Linked DNA regions of Mus musculus: region 1 is linked to region 2. Evidence: chromatin loops called from intact Hi-C (ENCODE). Cell type or tissue: left cerebral cortex. All regions are shown on one strand. Links, peaks and the distances in the headings refer to the core of each region. The heading gives the core; the rest is flanking DNA.

Region 1 (2,924 bases), core at 300-2,799, 150 kb after region 2:
TGGTGAGTGCTCTTGGTTTCTCTTAGTAAGATTCTTACATTTGCCTTTCACCAATTGGTAATCTCTGGTGTTAGTTGTTATACCTGTGTCTGGCTGGAGCTTTTTTCCTCCTGTGATTCTGTTAGCCTCTGTCAGCACTCCTAGGTGTCCAAGTCTCTCCTGAGTCTCAGTGGTCAGAGTACTCTCTGCAGGCCACCTCTCCTCTGAAGGGGAAGGAGCACAGATGTCTGGAGCTCAGATCTGCTTCCTGGCTGAAGATGAGGGCCCAAAACAGGACCTGTCCCAGAGGCTATGTTGCTTCTGCAGTCAGCAGGCTCTCCTGCACACCCTGGTCTCTGAGGGATCCAGTCTACAAGATGGCTCTCTCACCTGCTCTGGTGGTAAGTGCCCTCCCTGGTGGCCACCTCTCCTCTGGTGGGGAAGAAGCACAGGTGTCTGGAGCTCAGATCTGCTTCCTGGCTGAAGATGAGGCCCAGAACAGGGCCTGTCTCAGAAGCTATGTTTCTTCTGCAGTCCGCAGGCTCTCCTGCACATGCTGGTCTTTCCTGAAATAATTCTTGACCAAAAATCTACCAACAGATGTCAGCAACACAACTAAAATATTAGTCAATGTGCCCAAATAACTTCATTCTATGAATGCAAGTATGGCTCATCAAATGAATATAAGTTACATGTAAAATATCACACAATCAAACTTAAAGATAGAACTATATTTTATACAAAAACATGCAGAAAAAAGCTCTTAATGCAGTCTACCATCATTTCAGAATTTAAAAAAGAATAAGCCAAATCTGACAATCTATGAGAATACTTGTTTCAATAAAGAAGACTTCTTTCTTTGTTTCTTCCTTTCTTTCTTTCTCTCCTTTCTTTTTTTTAGATATTTTTTGTTTATATTTTTATTTCAAACTACTGATGATATTGTACCACATGGACAAGAGAATCAAAGAATTTCAATTAAAATCAGAAGTGAGAACAAGATTTTGTAGTGGCATGTGTCTTTCATCTACAACTTTGAATTAAGAGTCAGGAGTATCTCTCTGCATTTGTGGTCAGTCAGACTTTTGCATTGACTCTACTCAAACCTGGGCTGAAATGGATACTATGCATTAAATGAAGAGCAGGATGTGGACAAGGAAATGTATGTTCAGAACTCATCATAAAAATAGTCTTTAAATTCTTAGTGAGAAAATGAATACTAAAAAATACAGTAAAAGAAGGAAAACCTTATGCCCTGATCTATAAAGGAAGTTATGGTCTACTAATACTGCAAAGGAATATGGCAACTCCGTACCTGCTAACCACAAATGCAATAAGACTCATCATAGGCTGCTGTTGATGTGTTTCCTCTTAGTTTGTTAAGTTTTGCTGTTGTAATGTTGTTGAGGTTATTTTGGTTATATGATATTTGAGGCCTTATTTCCCCTGTTTTGTATGTCCTTTACTCCTAATTTGCTACAACTTGCTGTTATTAAACAGTAATTATAAGCAAACTGAGGAGGAAAAGGTCGATTTGACTCATAGGTTACACTCAAGGGAAGAAAAGGCATGGCCCTGGATAATGCAACTGAAACAGAGTCACTCAAGGAACTCTGCTTACTGGCTTGTTCTGTATGATTTCTAATGTACCACTGCCTACCGACAACTCTGCTCCCAATAGGCTTGCTACTCACACCTCAATTAACAATTTAGGGGGCTGGAGAGATGGCTCAGCAGTTTAGAGCACTGACTGCTCTTCCAAAGGTCCTGACTTCAAATCACAGCCACCACATAGTGGCTCACAACCATCCGTAACGAAATCTGACACCCTCTTCTGGAGCGTCTGAAGACAGCTACAGTATACTAACATATAATAAATAAATAAACCTTTAAAATATTTAATATATGCTTCACATATATGATGACAGACTAGCCTGACAGAGATAATTTCTCAATTATGATTCTCTATGCCTTTACGCTGCATTATGTGCTCAGGTGCCAAGAATTAACTAGAATAAACACCTTGAAACCTCTGTAGTGTTTTCACACAGGAGGCTTTCATGGTTTATTTTTGAATTTCAAATAGTTTGGAAACAAGTCAACTTTTCCTCATTTTTTCCATATCTTGATATCTGTCCTCATAAAATGCACTAGGAAAAAATCTGGTAACTCTGTTGGTTTATATGAAATTAGTTTCTTAATGTCACACACTAATATAATATAATTATGGAAGGGTAAATAAAACTCCAGTTAGCAGCATATGTTTACTTTTCATTAGATGCCAACTTCAGTGTGCAGTGCTGAATGTGGTCCTGGATCAAGAAAATTCAGGATGGACGGAATGGCAGCATGCTCTTTTCATTGCAAACCCTGTCCTGAAAATGAAATTTCTAACGAGACAAGTGAGTATTTCTTGGTAGAATAAGTTCTTCAAAAGGGTTATCATCTTGTTCCAATATTGGAACACTGAAGTAGTTTAAAATGAAAGCTTAAAAACAAAATACATTTCTGTCCTAAGTTAGTCATTATAGGAATACAATGATTTAAAATGTACTTATTAAGAAAAAAAGTAGAAATTGTCCTACATCTTTAATTCCTTGAAAATTCATAGTAAGTGGCACACTCTCAAATAGTTTTTTTTTCCATTTTTTATTAGGTATTTAACTCATTTACATTTCCAATGCTATACCAAAAGTCCCCCATATCCACCGACCCCCACTCCCCTGCCCGCCCACTCCCCCTTTTTGGCCCTGGTGTTCCCCTGTACTGGGGCATATAAAGTTTGCAAGTCCAATGGGCCTCTCTTTCCAGTGATGGCCGACTAGGCCATCTTTTGATATATATGCAGCTAGAGTCAAGAGCTCCGGGGTACTGGTTAGTTCATAATTTTGTTCCACCTATAGGGTTGCAGATCCCTTTAGCTCCTTGGCTACTTTCTCTAGCTC
Region 2 (2,924 bases), core at 100-2,599:
CTCCTCCTGGTCGAAGAAGAAGGCCCAAAACAGGGCCTTTCTCAGAAGCTGTGTTGCTTTGGCAGTTCCCAGAAGCTGTCAGCTTCTGTGGTGCAGACTCTCACCTGTGCAGACTAAATTCCTAAGTTCCAGGGAGTCCTGGAACCAAGATGGCGACTGCTGCTCCTGAGGCTGAGTCCGCCTCCCGAGCCAGGCGGACACCTGTCCTCTCTTCTGGACGGTGGTCGGCTGTCTGCGGCCCGCCTAGGGTGCTGCCTCAGCGGCTCTGTGCTTCTGCCTGTCCCAGAAGCTGTCCGGTTCTCTGGCGCACCCTCTCACCTGTTCAGACTAATTTCCTAAGTTCCGCGGAGTCCCGGAACCCAGGTGGCGACCGCTGCTGCTGAGGCTGAGGCCGCCTCCCCCTCCTGTATTTTTTTTAAGTGAGTTATTAATTTCTTTCTTAAGCTCCTCTACCAGAATCATGAGATACAAATTCAAATCTGAATCTTGCTTTTCTGGTGTGTAGGGGTACCCAAGACTTGCTGAGGTTAGAGTGCTGGGCTCTGATAATGGTGAGTGGTCTTGGTTTCTGTTAGTAAGATTCTTACTTTTGCCTTTCACCAATTGGTAATCTCTGGTGTTAGTTGTTATACCTGTGTCTAGCTGGAGCTTTTACCTCCTGTGATTCTGTTAGCCTCTGTCAGCACTCCTGGGTGTCCAAGTCTCTCCTGAGTCTCAGTGGTCAGAGTACTCTCTGCAGGCCACCTCTCCTCTGGTGGGGAAGAAGCACAGGTGTCTGGAGCTCAGATCTGCTTCCTGGCTGAAGATGAGGCCCAGAACAGGGCCTGTCTCAGAAGCTATGTTTCTTCTGCAGTCCGCAGGCTCTCCTGCACATGCTGGTCTCTCCTGAAATAATTCTTGACCAAAAATCTACCAACAGATGTCAGCAACACAACTAAAATATTAGTCAATGTGCCCAAATAACTTCATTCTATGAATGCAAGTATGGCTCATCAAATGAATATAAGTTACATGTAAAACATCACACAATCAAACTTAAAGATAGAACTATATTTTATACAAAAACATGCAGAAAAAAGCTCTTAATGCAGTCTACCATCATTTCAGAATTTAAAAAAGAATAAACCAAATCTGACAATCTATGAGAATACTTGTTTCAATAAAGAAGACTTCTTTTTTTCTTTGTTTCTCTCTTTCTTTCTTTCTTTCTTTTCTTTTTTTTTGATTTTTTTTACATTTTAATTTCAAAACTACTGATGATATTGTACCACATGGACAGGAGAATCAAAGAATTTCAATTAAAATCAGAAGTGAGAACAAGATTTTGTAGTGGCAGGTGTCTTTCATCTACATCTCTGAATTAAGAGTCAGGAGTATCTCTCTGCATTTGTGGTCAGTCAGACTTTTGCATTGACTCTACTCAAACCTGGGCTGAAATATATACTATGCCTTAAATGAAGAGCAGGATGTGGACAAGGAAATGTATGTTAAGAACTCATCATAAAAATAGTCTTCATATTCTTAGTGGGAAAATGAATAATAAAAAATACAGTAAAAGAAGGAAAACCTTGTGCCCTGATCTATAAAGGAAGTTAAGTTCTACTAATACTGCAAAGGAATATGGCAACTCCGTACCTGCTAACCACAAATTCAGTAGGACTCATCATAGGCTGCTGTTGATGTGTTTCCTCTTAGTTTGTTAAGTTTTGCTGTCCTAATGTTGAGGTTATTTTGGTTATATGATATTTGAGGCCTTATTTCCCCTGTTTTGTATGTCCTTTACACCTAATTTGCTACAATTTGCGGTTATTAAGCAGTAATTATAAGCAAACTGAGGAGGAAAAGGTCGATTTGACTCATAGATTAAACTCAAGGGAAGAAATGGCATGGCCCTGGATAATGCAACTGAAACAGAGTCATTCAAGGAACTCTGCTTACTGGCTTGTTCTGTATGATTTCTAATGTATCACTGCCTACCGACAACTCTGCTCCCAATAGGCTTGCCACTCACACCTCAATTAACAATTTAGGGGGCTGGAGAGATGGCTCAGCAGTTAAGAGCACTGACTGCTCTTCCAAAGGTCCTGACTTCAAATCACAGCCACCACATGGTGGCTCACAACCATCCTTAACGAGATCTGATGCCCTCTTCTGGAGTGTCTGGAGATAGCTACAGTATACTTACATATAATAAATAAATAAGTCTTTAAAAATATTTAATATATGCTTCACATATATGATGACAGACTAGCCTGACAGAGATAATTTCTCAATTATGATTCTCTGTGCCTTTACACTGCATTATGTCTCTGGTGCCAAGAATTAACTAGAATAACCACCTTGAAACCTCTGTAGTGTTTTCACACAGGAGGCTTTCATGGTTTATTCTTGAATTCCAAATAGTTGGGAAACAAGTCAACTTTTACTCATTTTTTCAATATTGATATCTGTCCTCATAAAATGCACTAGGTAAAAATCTGCTAACTCTGTTGGTTTATATGAAATTAGTTTCTTAATGTCATACACAATTATAATATAATTATGGAAGAGTAAATAAAACTCCAGTTAGCAGTCTACTTTTCATTAGGTGCCAACTTCGGTGTGCAGTGCTGATTGTGGTCCTGGATCTAGAAAATTCAGGATGGACGGAATGGCAGCATGCTGTTTTCATTGCAAACCCTGTCCTGAAAATGAAATTTCTAACGAGACAAGTGAGTATTTCCTGCTAGAATAAGTTCTTCAAAAAAATTATCATCTTGCTTCAATATTGGAACAATGAAGTATTTTAAAATGAAGCTTAAAAGCAAAATACATCTCTGTCCTAAGTTAGTCGTTATAGGAATACAATGATTTAAAATGTACTTATTAAGAAAAAAAGTAGAAATTGTACTACATCTTTAATTTCTTGTAAATTCATAGTAAAT

Evidence for each region. Peaks named below come from ENCODE experiments on the same cell type or tissue, not always from the same donor. Only the 100,000 strongest peaks of a DNase experiment are listed, where the experiment ranks them.
Region 1: a loop joins it to region 2, with 9 times the contacts of the local background. A loop is called at or near these places in 8 of 42 quality-filtered maps.

What each region holds. Positions count from the first base shown.
Region 1 is chr17:23,296,322-23,299,245 of GRCm38, reverse strand. Vmn2r114 (vomeronasal 2, receptor 114) reads left to right here. Exons shown (of 6, transcript NM_001102584.1): 5 at 2,258-2,381. Among named protein-coding and RNA genes, the nearest start is that of Vmn2r114, 15 kb to the left of the region's middle. In left cerebral cortex, for the core only: no CTCF peak of the experiment used is centred there; no DNase peak of the experiment used is centred there.
Region 2 is chr17:23,445,829-23,448,752 of GRCm38, reverse strand. It overlaps the pseudogene Vmn2r-ps134. Among named protein-coding and RNA genes, the nearest start is that of Vmn2r117, 32 kb to the left of the region's middle. In left cerebral cortex, for the core only: no CTCF peak of the experiment used is centred there; no DNase peak of the experiment used is centred there.